Linked DNA regions of Homo sapiens: region 1 is linked to region 2. The links are chromatin contacts, found by Hi-C in ENCODE. All regions are on one chromosome and are shown on one strand. Each heading gives the region's core, a stretch centred on a gene start or an enhancer-like site at or near the end of the contact. The rest is flanking DNA. Distances are from core to core; before and after follow the strand shown.

The links. A loop is a pair of places that touch in the nucleus more often than their neighbours do. Pooled maps may share reads with other maps.
Region 1: a map of B cell shows a loop between it and region 2 (19-fold over the local background). The contact joins the promoter of KICS2 here to the promoter of SLC16A7 in region 2. A Hi-C loop is called at or near these places in 5 of 168 maps with a recorded cell type or tissue (B cell, CD8-positive, alpha-beta T cell, OCI-LY7 and 1 more), 2 of 37 single-sample maps with no recorded cell type and 11 of 50 pooled maps.

What each region holds. Positions count from the first base shown.
Region 1 is chr12:64,216,564-64,223,760 of GRCh38, forward strand. It overlaps KICS2 (KICSTOR subunit 2), which reads right to left and starts at 5,733. Exons shown (of 3, transcript NM_152440.5): 1 at 5,440-5,733. The coding sequence starts at 5,674. LOC124902952 (a long non-coding RNA gene) reads left to right here and starts at 5,786. Exons shown (of 2, transcript XR_007063347.1): 1 at 5,786-5,980. RefSeq lists enhancers at 5,257-5,376, 5,447-5,506, 5,541-6,135, 5,617-5,706, 5,857-6,046 and 1 more.
Region 2 is chr12:59,590,444-59,597,435 of GRCh38, forward strand. SLC16A7 (solute carrier family 16 member 7) reads left to right here and starts at 5,586. Exons shown (of 6, transcript NM_001270623.2): 1 at 5,586-5,793. RefSeq lists a silencer at 5,515-5,584 and enhancers at 6,055-6,194, 6,245-6,394.

The sequences.
Region 1 (7,197 bases), core at 4,483-6,982, 4.6 Mb after region 2:
CAGGAGAATAAAGAAAATCTTAGCACTCTTGACAAGGTTGACACTATATGTTATAAATAATAAGCACCACATTGTGAATTATTAAGACCAGGAACCAATTATAAATAACTGCTGCTGTAACCAAGGGATTCCAAAGGAAATCAGCAAAAAATAAAACCAAAAACACCTTTATATAGCCAAAAAGGATCAAATAGCATAGATATCATTTACTCACTTCTGTATGTACACATGAGCAATTATATTTCTAATTATGGAGCCAGCTTCATGGATGTTCCCTTAAGCAATTCTGCACCCACCAAAGGGCCAGAGGCAAGATATTAGGAAAATGAAAAGAAAAAAAGAAACAGGGCAGGTTTAAAACAGTGATTTCTAGGAATATATAAAAAAACTCAAGAGATGGACAAGAGTTTAAATTTTCTCTTCAATGAATTTACTATTCTAAACATATACCTGTAATTAGGAATAAAAATGTATCAAGGCATTTGTAAAATATCCTCTTAATAAATGAACCATTTTACAATATTGATTTTAATTCATTGCTCGGTTTATGTTTCAAGAAATGAATCTTCCTTCCCTTACTACTAGGTAACCAACTTGTCCCAGTTTACCCAGGACTTTCCAGGTTTTAGCACTAGAAGTCTAGCTTCTCAGGAAATCTTTATAAGGTTTTAAAACAAAGTCCCACATCCTAGAAATCCCTCAGGCCTGGGAAAATTTTGAACAGTTGGTTACCCTACTTATTTCTGACACCCCAGACAAACTACTGATACTTTGAAAAGTGTTTTTCCAATATACTGTCTAAACCAGGGGTGTTCAATCTTTTGGCTTCCCTGGGCCACATTAGAAGAAGAAGAATTGTCTTGGGGCACATATAAAATATGCTAACACTAACCATAGCTGATGAGGAAAAAAAAAAAAACGCACAAAAAATCTCATATTGTTTAAGAAAGTTTAGCCAGACATGGTGGCTCATGCCTGTAATACCAGCACTTTGGGAGGCTGAGGCGGGAGGATCACCCGAGGTCAGGAGTTCAACACCAGCCTGGCCAACATGGTGAAACCCCGTCTGTACTAAAAATACAAAACAATTAGCCAGGCATGGTGGTGGGTGCCTATAATCCCAGCTACTCGGGAGGCTGAGGTAGGAGAATCGCTTGAACCAGGGAGGCAGAGGCTGCAGCGAGCCGAAATCGTGCCACTGCACTCCAGCCTGGGCAACAGAGCAAGACTCCATCAAAAGAAAAGAAAAGAAGAAAAGAAAAGAAAAGAAAGAAGGAAGGAAGGAAGAAAAGGAAAGGAAAGAAAAGAAAAGAAAGGAAAGGAAACCAAAGGAAAGAAAAGAAAAGAAGAAAGGAAGGAAGGAAGGAAGAAAGAAAGAGAAAGAAAGAAAGTTAGTTTATGAATTTGTGTTGGGCCGCATTCAAAGCCATCCTGGACTGCATGTGGCCCGCAGGCCACAGGTTGGACAAGCTTGTTCCAAACAGATTGAGTAGCTGGCACATCATTTCTCCAACTAATACAATTAAAGTCCATATGGGTACAGGTGGACCAGATGTGACACCAATATCTCATACGGAACTGTTCCCTACAGGGTTTGCCTTCCTCCCATGCCCATATTCAGTTTAGCTCTGCTGATTTTGTACAGTGAAGGGTACAACATAAATAGACCTCTGTGCCCACATCTAGGATAAAACCTCTCGGCTTAGGAGGGTAATAAGAGTATCATATAAAACCTAAAAGCTGTGGAGGTCTGAAAGACTTGGTTTCAAACCCCAGCTCCCACAATTACAGGCTATGTTGATGTGCAAACTACTGAACCACTTTGAGCTTTAGCTGTCATTTTTAACATAAAACTGGTGATAGAGCTAAAAAAAACAAATGAAATAACATTTGGTGTGTAATGTGCCTGGAACAAAGAATATATTCTATAATACTAATTCCTTTCCCTTCTATTTATAACTGATACATTTTTTAAAACTCCTAATAATAATACATAATTGAGCTTCTGAAACTGTGGTGAATTGGGAGCTTCAAATACTACAAAAAGAATAGCTATCTAGTACTATTAAACGGGGTGGCCTTGGTGAAAATTTTAACTTCACATTGAAAAAGGGATATCATCTGTCTCTAGGACTTATGGGAGAAAAAAAAAAAAGGATACCTAACTTCATCAGATTACCCCTATCTGGGGGAACGGAAACACTACATAAATACAAAGAATACCTTTAAAAGCTTATCGGTAAACGCTAATCACCAGCATGTGAAACCAAGTAAAGTGAAACTACTCTAAGGAAGAGATAGACCATCAACACATTTCTTTCAAACAGTTCTCTTTTCTCAAAGCTCTCAGGAACCCAATCCTATCTGTTCACTATCTTGGTTTGGAATATCCAGCGGGGACTGACCTTTCTTCATGCTGGAAAACAAGGAATCAGAAACATCCAACTTCTTTCTCTTTTCAATATTTTTAATTTAAAAAATATGATTACTTTGAATGATTTTTAGAAGGCTCTAGTTATAAATGCTCATAATTTCTCAAGATTTCAAGTTCATCTCATGTCATGAAATTTTAAGTGTATTGAAGGAACGTGTAAAACATCTTGGGCATTTTATTCTCCAACTTCTTGCTAATAATACTTTTTAAACATCAGTTCTCAAGTTAAGTCATTTTCTACTATGCTAAATTTCAGCAACCCAAGGTTGAGGAAACTCTCCAGTAATGAAACAAAGGGAAGAAAAGTATGACCTTCTAAAATTCTCCACAGGCATTGAGTCAGCATATTTTAATCACTGATCCTTCCCCAAACAGGTATTATTCTCTCTTAAAGGAAAGAGAAGGAACCAAGATAAGGGCCCTACTCGAAGTTTTTCAGTAACAGGGTCAAGACAGGAAAAGAAAGCTCCCTGTCAAGGTCTATCCTTTGTCTAAAGGCCCTGCTTGCTTCTTTAATCAGGATTCACTGCTAAGGCCTCAAATAAATACCATCCATAAGAGAGGTAAAAAAAGACTCCCTTTTTACTTGAAATTTGCTAAGAGAGTAGATCTTAAGTATTCTCACAATATACACATGAAAGAAAGAAGGAAGGAAGGAAGATAACTATGTAAGGTGATGGATATACTAAGTAGCTTGATTGTGGTGATTATTTCACAATTTACATATACATCAAAACATCAAGTTGTACATCTTAAATATATATAGTTTTATTTGTCAATTATATCTCAGTAAGGCTAAAAAAACTTTTCAGAATTGTTTTAAATTTTTTAAACGCACGCATAAACTTTTTGTTTTGCTTTCTAAAGAAAACTATATAAATGTTCTAATGAGCAAAGTAGTTGGAGAACATGGGAATGTTTTAAATGGCAACACGAAAGTTTTCTCCTGAAGTTTTTAAGAAAATAGTAAACCGGGTAATTGTGTAGTCGTATTGTAAGCACACTGATATCATATACACTCCAGTACCCAAAAAAATGTGCAAAGATAAAATTTAAATTCTGGAACTTATGTTTACTGTACGTGTAAATAAGTTATGAAGCATTAAATATACCATTTTCAGAATATTTACTCAGAAATGAGGAGCCCACCTAGGAACGTAACAGTGCCTGGGCATGTTTCACAGCACCAAATGTTGTATAGGTCAGTTTCAAGGCATAGTCCTCATGCTCACCCATGCCAGCTGGGGTTCAAGCAGAACTAATCAATTTACACATTGAGGACCACTTTACAGAACCCAAGTCAGAGACAGTGAAGATCTTATACACACATTCTTACACACAGGGCAGCCAGTTCTGTTTACGTAAAAACCTGGCTCATTCAACTTAAAACTAGAGTAGCAGATTTTTTTAAATGGAGTCAATAAATAGACTTTAGAAAATTCAACTGAACCCACTCAGGTTATACGCAAAATTATATGTACATATATATTTTTCTGGAGAGTAAGTACACAGCTTTCATCAAATTTCCATGGATAAGTTAATAAAAAAAAAAAGCAAAGAATCATGGCACTTGAATCAGTCACCATTCTTTGAGGTGGGGGAGTCTAAAAACAACTGAAACTGCCTAAATATTACCTACCTTCAGTATTACAGCTAGAATCCACCCCATTTTCACATATATAAAAAACATATATCTGTATATATTATACATAAATTATAATTTTCATACACATTTTTAATAAGTTATATGAATGCAAACTCAATCTGAGAGTACAAGGGCAGATATTTTGGTTTCGACTCTATCATCTACCCAACATAACTGCATATATAATTTGCTAATCTATAGAAAGGGGAATAATAACACCATAGCAGCAACTGCAAATTTGTGAGAAATGCCATTGTAAAAAGGGGAGGAAAAAAATAAGGTGAAACTATCTGACCAGTTTTTGCTAATAAATTAGCATACTAAATAAGTATGTATAAATCAACATACTTGCTACAGCAATTACGAACTCAGGAAGCCCTGTCTCTTGAGTGTTTACTGAAAGCTCAATAAGATGTACATGGTCACCTTCAGGCAATATAAGGAAAGTAGGGGGCTGGTTAGGGAACGGGGGGGGGTGGATCAAAATGAAATCTACACCAATTTTACATTTCTATTCTCTGTATTTTATATACGTGTCCTTCATTCACATCAGACCTCACGCTTCTGAAAATTGAAGAGTCTAAAACAGGTCAAAGTACTGACTCTGAAACCCCTAGGATTCAAATATATTTATTTGTCATAATTAAGCAGTAATATTATTTTGTATGCATATTCCATGCCTTTTACATCTATTATTTCCTTCTCATCTACTTATACTTATTGCTTCTACTAGTAAAAATCAGTTGAATCAGCTCTTGAATCTTATTTCAGAGGCAAGATGTACATGAAGTGCTAAGAGTGTTTACCATTTTCCCCTTAAGTCTCTTCTTGCTAGTGTTAGGCATATTTCTTGCCTTTCCTGCCCAATATTCATTTATTACTTTAGTCATTAAATATGTATTGGGGGACTATGAAGACGGGGTAGGACTCTAAATGTGACTCTCGGGCCTTAACCTTAAGAGGCCACACAACAGTGTTCAGTAATAGAACTAGGTTGTTTTGCAAAGTTTTGCTCTTCTGGCTGCAGCGTCACTAATTAAAACAATGAAGACATAGTTTGGTTAACTTCTCATTTATGGCATCAATCCATGCACGAGGCAAAAGGGCAAACCCTTCGGTTTGGGTCACAGCCCTGCAAAGAGCATCTACCCAGTTCGCCAATCTATCAGCAGCGCAGGCCGGTGGGCGGGGCTTGTGGAAGCCCAGGGAAGGAAAGGAACGGTGGGAGGAGATCTGGGAATGCCGAGTCGAGCCTGCGACTAGAAGTGACACAGAGACGGGAAACCCAAGCCACTGCCGACTGGGGAATATACCCCCTTTACTTCCTCCTCAAGGGGCTCGGGGGGCGGGGCGGAGGTACCTAGTTTCTGCCCCAGGTAGGTGAGGCTGTGATAGACCTTCTCGGCCGCGGCCAGGTGCGCCAAGGCCGCCAGCAGCGACAGCCAGCTGCCCCCCGCGCTCTTGTTGGCCTCTCGTTCCTTCTCCACATTGTCCTTAGCCTTGTCGTAAGAGAAGATACCCAGGTGAGAGAAGAACGTCTCCAGCACCGCCTGTTCCACCGGGACCGGGGCGGCCAGCGGGATAGACTCCCCCATGCGAGCTGCGCCCCAGCTCGACCCACGTGGCTCTCCTCGGCCTCGCACTTCCGGGTTCTGAGGGAACGGGCTTGCGCACAAGCGTGCGTGCGCGTGACCGCCTCCACCGGCGGACTCGTGAGCGCGCCGCTGCCGGGACCGCTCCTGGGCCTTAGAGAAGACGCGGATAAGGGCCAAGGAAAGAGGGAGGTAGCGGTTGCTGAGCTCCTTCGGCGCTTCGGCTCCTGTAGCTCTGACTATTCGGACCGTCAAGGTAGAATAGGAGGCGGCCAGTTCCCCGCTCTAAGAAGTTGCCTGCGCTCTGAGGTGAGCTGACAGGCCCCTCTCTGTGTGGTTCGTCAGCGCTGGTGACGTCATGCAAACGTGACGTCAGCCCTGGCCAGAACATCTGGCCTGGGCTCTCCAGGCACCTCGCTGGGCCGGCTGGGAGATGGGGAAGTGCCTGGAGTTGTGCCCACACTCACAGCAGGGACCCTAGTCAGCCCTGACACCTTCTACACCAACTCATGGAAGTGATTTGCTGAGATTAGAAGACTGACGGGTAAAGGTTGATCTCCTTCCCATTGCCTAGTTTTCATCACATCACACACCACCGGTTAACTCTCACCTGTATCCCGTTCTAGTTCTCCCGGGTCTGTGTTAGCCCTGCAACTAATAAGTAGAGCCCCTGGCCCAAACTGCATTAACCTTCCTTAAAAAGTTATCTTTTTTTTTTCTTTTTTTTTGAGACGGAGTCTCGCTCTGTCGCCCAGACTGGAGTGCAGTGGTGAGATCTCGGCCCACTGCAGCCTCCACCTCCCGAGTTCAAACGATTTTCCTGCCTCAACCTCCCTAGTAGCTGGGATTACAGGCCAGCGCCACCACACCTGGCTAATTTTCGTATTTTTAATAGAAACAGGGTTTCACCATGTTAGCCAGGCTGGTCTCAAACTCCTGGCTCAAGCAATCTTCCCACCTCAGCCTCCCAAAGTTTTGGGATTACAGGTGTGAGCCACCACCCCTGGCCAGAATGAAGAATACATTAATGTAAATTGTGCACGTTGTCATTTAGAATAATTACAAGTTCCTTTGGCATTTAAGAAACCCCATGAACCCGGCTCATACTTGTATGTCCACTACTTTGAAACACTACCCACTACTCAATAGTTTTTTCCTTTCTTCTTTGTGCATACTTATTTTATGCTTCTTAGTCACACTATTTAATCGCATATATTTACATATCTCTTTCCCCAAGTGGTGAGATCCCTAGGGTACAGTAGGGTTCACTTACAGTTATAATCTTTTCATATTGGACGGCGCAGCCATGTTTGTTGAACAAATGAGAGAATTGCCTATTTTCGTTTTTTCTCAAACTAGAGCTGTTCTGCCATCATCACTACCTTTTAAAGGAAATCCCACTAATCTAATTTTAATGAATAGGTATTGTGCACCTGTTCCCTATACTCAAGAATGTAATTGGATAAGATCAACCCTGTTAACAATGATACAAGGCAGTTTTTTTTTTTTTTGGTTGTTTTATTTTG
Region 2 (6,992 bases), core at 4,336-6,835:
CAAAAAACCAAACACCGCATATTCTCACTCATAGGTGGGAATTGAACAATGAAATATGATAGTTTTAATTAAGGTACATATACTGTTTTCTCAGACATAGGCTATTCCACACTGAATAGACTATGATATAGTGTAAACATAACTATTATATACACTGGAAAACCAAACAATTCATGTGATTCACTTTATGGCTATATTTGCTTTATTCAGGTAGTTTGGAAATGAAAATGCATTATCTCTGAGGTATGCCTGTATAGCAAAACAGCACAAAAATTCCTGCCGGATGGAAAGCAGAAGAAAAGTTCCTGAATGGAAAACAGAATGGCAACATGGCCTTAACTTTGAGCAATGAAACAAAGCAACAGCAGCTGAAAACCCAGTTTACTGAGAAACCTTCCTGCAGTTGAGAATGTTTTGTATGAAACTCTCTTGTGACCTATGAGGTATTATGTTGATGCAAACGATGACTAACCCTTCAAGGACATTCCAGGCACATGGCAAGTAATACAAATATTAAAAATTAAGCGGGTAAATTTATGGTCACATTTTATAAAGCATCCTGATTAACACTGTTCTCCAAAATCTGAGAAGTAAACATTTATTTTTAGTTTAATAGAAAAACACTACATAAATATTTTCTTCATTAGTTATGATTATGCATAAATTCTGTGGATCTTTGCACCCTTGAAGTGCTCGCAAGTATCATTGAATTGTAGAAAGTGAAGCTATTAATAATTATTAAGATCTTAAAGTAAAAACATATGACTCAGAGAGGTTAAGGAACCCAGCAAAGATCAACTGTACAGAAAAAGGCACTAAAGCCTTAGCTTCTTGATAACACATTCAGTCATCATTGATTCATTTCATAAAATATATTAATACTCATTAGCCACCGTTTACAAGATTTCTGCCTGAAAAGTTTACAGTCTATGATGATAACTTTTAATTTAAGTTTCTAATCTTATATGCATTCAAAATAATCAGAATATTTACGTGGTAAAGCATCTATAAAACACCCAGAATCCATTAAGTTTAGTTTACAGATAATAATTGATAAAATGTAAATTTAGAAAAATACCCCAACAAACAAGTTTTTTAATACATAATCCGTTAAGAGATTTTTGGAGCCAAAAAACCCATTTTGTTTTAAACCAAAGATTCTTGTGTGCTATTATTTAAAGGCATACCATACAGCAATGCCAATGCAATTGATTCCCCTTTTATATGCTTTGTTGAATCGGACTAGATTGTCATTCCCCAAAATCCTATGGGAGTTTTTCATAGAAGATATTTCCAAAGTAGCCTATATAGATATACGCAAGATTTAAATCTAGAAGTAGTGGAGATATATTTCTATAGTTTGTATAATCTGTGAAACCAGGTCACAGCAATCATATTCACAGCTGCTAGCCAGCTACAATCTCAACCATAGTATGTTGCCACTTGAAGGCAGGTGTACATTTGTTTTCACCCAAGTTGAGGGGAGCATTGGGACATCTGGTCTTTTGTACTTAGCTATAACAAATCTATTGTGTGTAGTTTATAAACACACACACCCTTAATTTAATCTCACAGTCTTACTCTGAAAAGGCTATTATATGAATTTTGGGGTCATGAGACTATATTTTTAGTTTTGACTTAAGGACACATTAGTGCACTTTCAAAAGTTCAATGTTTCATTGGGGATTTTATGCCTTTATGATTTACAATTTCTTTTTTCGAGACGGAATTTTGCTCTTGCTGCCCAGGCTGGAGTGCAGTGTTGCGATCTTGGCTCACTGCAACCTCTGCCTCCCGGATTCAAGCGATTCTTCTGCCTCAGCCTCCCGAAGTACCTGGGATTACAGGTGCCCACCACCTCACCTGGCTAATTTTTTTTTTTTTTTTTTGTATTTTTAGTTGAGATGGGTTTTCACCATGTTGGCTAGGCTAGTCTTGAACTTCTGACCTCAGGTGATCTACCTGCCTTGGCCTCCCAAAGTGCTGGGATTACAAGCATGAGCCACCACGCCTGGCTGACTTATTGTCTTTTTCAGTAATATCTTATATTGGTCAGAATAGGCTAGGTTTTGTTCCCATGACAAATAGAGCCTGAAATTTCCAAGGCTTAAAACAATGGTCTCTTGCTCACACAAAGTACAGTGCAATTCAAGCAGTCTTTCTTTCTTTTTCAGAGATTCCATTTTGTAGCTAGTTCATCAGAAACATGGTACTATGGCAGGGAAAGGGAGTGATGAAGGAGGTACACTGGGTCTTAACTCCCTTTACCAGAAATTACACATGTCACTTCCATTCATACTGTTTTAGAACTACATAGTTGCATGGTCCCAATATAACTGTAAGGAAAGCCAGGAAGTGTGGAGCCAGGCAGATCATAGATATTGTGAGCACCAATAGCTTCTACCACATATCTGTTGCCTACAGCCACACTGTCATCTCTTTTCTTCATTTGGCAAACGTTACTATTTTCTATCTGCAACGATTTGTGCTGCATGATAGATGATTCTGTTACCCGAAAGGGGTACTGATTCAGACCCCAAGAGAGGGTTCTTGGATTTCATGCAAGAAATAATTTGGGATGAGTCTATAAATGAAAGCAGGAGTACTAGGAAAGTAAAGGAACAAAAAAATGGCTACACCATAGGCAGAGTAGCAGCATGGGCTGCTCCGCTGCTTATACTTATTATTACCTCTTGATTATATGTTAACAAGAGATGGATTATTCATGAGTTTTCTGGGAAAGGGGTGGGAAATTCTGGGAACTGAGGGTTTCTCCCCATTTTAGACCATATGGGGTAACTTCCTGACCTTACCATGGCATTTGTAAACTGTCATGGCACTGGTGGGAATGTCTTTTAGCATGCTAATGCATTGTAATTAGCACATAATGAGGAGTGAGGAGGACCAGAGGTCACTTTCGTCTCCATTTTGGTTTTGGTGGGTTTTAGCTGGCTTCTTTACTGCCGCCTGTTTTATCAGCATGGTCTTTATGACCTGTATCTTGTGCCAACCTCCTATCTTATTCTGTGACTAAGAATGCCTTAATCTCCTGGGAATGCAGCCCAATAAGTCTCAGCCTCATTTTACCCAGGCCTTACTCAAGATGGAGTCACTCTGGTTCAAATGCCTGTGACAATCCCAGAGATGAATAAAATGTCATCTCTACTTTCAAATAGCCTAATATATTGGGGCTACAGAAACAAAAATCATATTATAATATAGTCATATGTGAAGCTGAAACAAAATGCCCCAGATAGAGGCCTAAATCATTTTCTATGGGCAGGATCACAGAGAAAGATGAACTTAACCCTTATTTGTTAACAAAGAATCCTTAAAATGCTATAGAAGTGATGATATATTTGCTGGGCATTAAAGGAGGAAAAAAGGTTTAGACAAGTTTGATATGGAAAAGAGGGCAGTGAATGATAAAAGACAGAAAAATGTGAGAAGATTGTGTATGACTGAGGAATGAAGAAGGGAGAAAGAACCTAAACCACAAGGATGTGGGTATATAGTAAAAGACATGTGGACTTCATGAGTATATATGTGATGTACGTATTCACAGTTTGCTCATCTGTGGAATATGAGTTGCTAGAATGCTAAGTGTATTGCTATTTGTTTTTCCCACTGTTATTTCAGCTTATGAATATAAATCAAGGCAAACATTTTACCAGAGCATTCCAAGTTCTAATCATATGGCTTATTTTTTCCCTAAATTGTATTTTTTTCTCAATTTCTTAACAATATTAAACTGTAAGTCATAGGATAAACTGGCTGAATTTATTCTTAGCTGATTCTCCCTCCTTTCAGATACCTTTCTAGTCCAATCAAATTTTACATAACATACCTAGCTATCACAACAAAGCAATTTAGAAATGAGTTCCCAAATACTAACTCTGTGACAGTAGGTAAATTAGATCCAGAGTTTTAATTGTTGAAAAAACAAGACTTAAAAAGAAGGTTACGATATCATGCTATAAGTAGTGATGTTTGGCATTCAGCAATAGGTTAAACAGGTCAAGAACATGGGACTATAAGAAAAAAACAACAAAAAAGAAAAATCAAAGAGAAGGAAAAGGGAGAATAGGATCAAAATTCAGAAAGCATATGGTCTTTCTTCTTCCTCTTCTTTGACAGGAAATAAAAGTGATGAATGAGCAGGAAAAATATCAATAGCAAACACTCAAGACTATGACCTTGAAATGTGCCTTTATGTTGTTTCTTTTAAATGTTTAACTTTTTTTAATTAAATGAAGTGTTTATAGTCACTGCTAGACATTTCATCATTATCAAAGGCCTATTATGTCTTATACAAATGTCTATTTAAGCATTTTTAGCTTAAAAATATAAAATCCTTTCTGTAATTTTCTGCCTTTTTTTCATTTTCAAATATCATTCTTTCAATAAAATTATCTTCCAGTAATTTTGATGTTATTAATCACGATTATTTTTTCATCTTGTATTATGCCTACCAGCCACTTCATGTATATTATTTCACTTAAATCTTATGAAATCAACACGATTGATATTACTTTTATTTCATAGCTACAGAAATTGAAATTCAAATTTCGTCCATTACAACAGACTAGCTGTGGCAAAGACAATGTGAATTTACCCAAATGACTTAACTCTTTTTATAAATTCGTAAAATGTGAAGAATCATAGAACACACCTTAAAATGATTGTGAAATCAAGGAGGAGAAAGCTAGCTAAACTGGTAGACAAACTGCAATAGGACTTGTCAAGCCAAAACCTACAATTATTCTTTTGGATAGTTTCTTTTTCTCTAAAGTGGCAATTTAACTTAAAGATATTAAAGAAACCCAATCTATGGGGTTACTTAAATGTTCTCTTCCAGCCCTTCCTCTTTCCAGTTTTACCAAGAAGCACATTTTAGACAGGGGAAGAGACCAAACCAATGACAGCAGAATTACCATTATCTCTAGCACTATTCGTTGTCAAATAACTAAATGCTGGTTTGAAGAACTAAGTAATTTGAGAAATTAAAAATGAAAGGAATTATAAATGATTTGAAAAAAAATCCTTCTTATTTTTAATGTTTTTTGGTGCTGTTTTCTATGTCCTTCCTCCTATGGTGTCAATTATATTTTTTTCCGTGAAGTGATTTGGTTGGTGAGTCTAATCTCCAACAGTGCCCTACCTCTTTCTCCCAAAAAGGCCTCAGTTGAAAAATGGCTCAACACTTTCCCTGCAAGCTCACAATGAGGATCTCCTATTCTCCCTGCATTCGGCCAGACTCTTCTTTTTTTGCATGCTTTCCTCTCCCATGCTTGGGTTGCACAGAGCTACCGCACATCTGTCTTCTAGGTCAGGCTACAGAGTACTTCGGATACAGCAAGTTACGACCCATCTGGAAAGACAGATCTACCTGCCTTTTGGCTTTCTTCCTTGGTCAAAACTAAAATCCGAAGTGGAGTGCCCCGAGCGATAGAGAAAGTGCCTATAGCTTTGACAGCCGCTTGGAGCATGCTCAGTCGGTCTCCAGGCACCGGGAGGCGGCTCCCCCCCACCACCCCCCGGGCCGGCCTCCACCGCAGCCTGTCCGGCCCCCACCCCTGGCGCGCGCTCCTCCGCACCCACAAGGGCGTTCAGCAGCCGCGCCTCCCCTTCCCGCCACCGCCTCCTTCTCCGCTGGCTGTGGCGGGCGAGGACACGTCAGGGGCCATAAATAAATAAATAATTCCATTCACCCGTTGACAGCGAGGCGAATCGGCTGCGGTTTGCTGGGAACGGAGGGCTGCAGCGCCCACCCTGCGCCAGAGACCAGATAAAGTAAGTACAGCTGGGGAGGGAGGGGAGAGGAGGAGGAGGAGGAGGAGGTGCCGGCTAAGAGGAGGGCGAGCCTGCGTCTGCGACCCGAGCTGCCCGCGGAGCCGCACGCGTGTGTGCAAATAATGGCCAGCCTGTGACAAACGTGCCAACGCAGAGTTGGCCAGCGAGCCCTTATATAGACAAAAAAATCCCGAAGCGGCCGCGGGAGCAGAGCTCGCGTCAGCCAGTGCGCGCCGACAGCTGCCCGGGAACTGAGGGGGCGCGCGGGGTCCTGGGCAAGGAGCGCCTCGCGTGCTTTCGGCCAGGAGGTGCTCACGCTCTCGGCTTTTACACCGAGACTCAGCGTGGCGCGGTGCACCCCAGTCTCCCTGGCTCACGGGACTCCGAGGGCTGCTTCCAGTGCGGCGTGTCTCTAGTGCGCGCCCCGCCAGCATCCGGCCCCCGAGCCCCCTAGGGTGGCGTGGCTTCATTGCCGCAGAAGGTGGAGGCGGGGGTGGAGTGTGTGGAGAGAACGTCTTCTCTTTGAGCAGATGATCAGGACAGGAAGAGGCTGTGAGGGGAAGACGAAATACCGGGGGATGGGGGGGTTGTCTTTCTTCATTTTTGGTCCCCAGGAAGGATGGCAGGGGTGGAAGCAGATGGAAAACTATATGCGGGCGAGGCCTGAGCCCAGGCAGAAAGGGACCTCTGACTTGGCAAGGGTTCAGGAGGGCCTGAGCCTTCTGGTCTTGCTGGGCCACTGCACCACATTGGGGGCGCCAGGCCCGGTCAGGTGGCGCCACAGGCTGCGAGCCCGCTCACGTGCGAACTGCCTGTTTTCTCAGCGGATGCTGCATCGCGGCGCCCTTCTCCACCCCCTTTTCTCCTCTACTTCCGCGAAAAGGATTGCAGACTGCCTTGGAAAGGGCGGTCGTGCCCAGTGCCACTTTCCCGGTAGGGCTGAGGAGGGACTTCTGTAGTTCCAATTCCAGGGAAATTAAAATTTTACACACACACACACACACACACACACACACACACACACACACACACACGAGACATAGAAGAGGAAACGAGGAGTGGTTTCTCTACAATTGTTTTTTGATTTCCTTTCCTGTATTATTTCGTGTCCTCCTTCCCTCTTGGGTCCCAAAGGAGATGCGGCAGAGGAATAAAATAGCGGACAATGATGAAAGTGATGGGAAAAAGACTGGACCCAG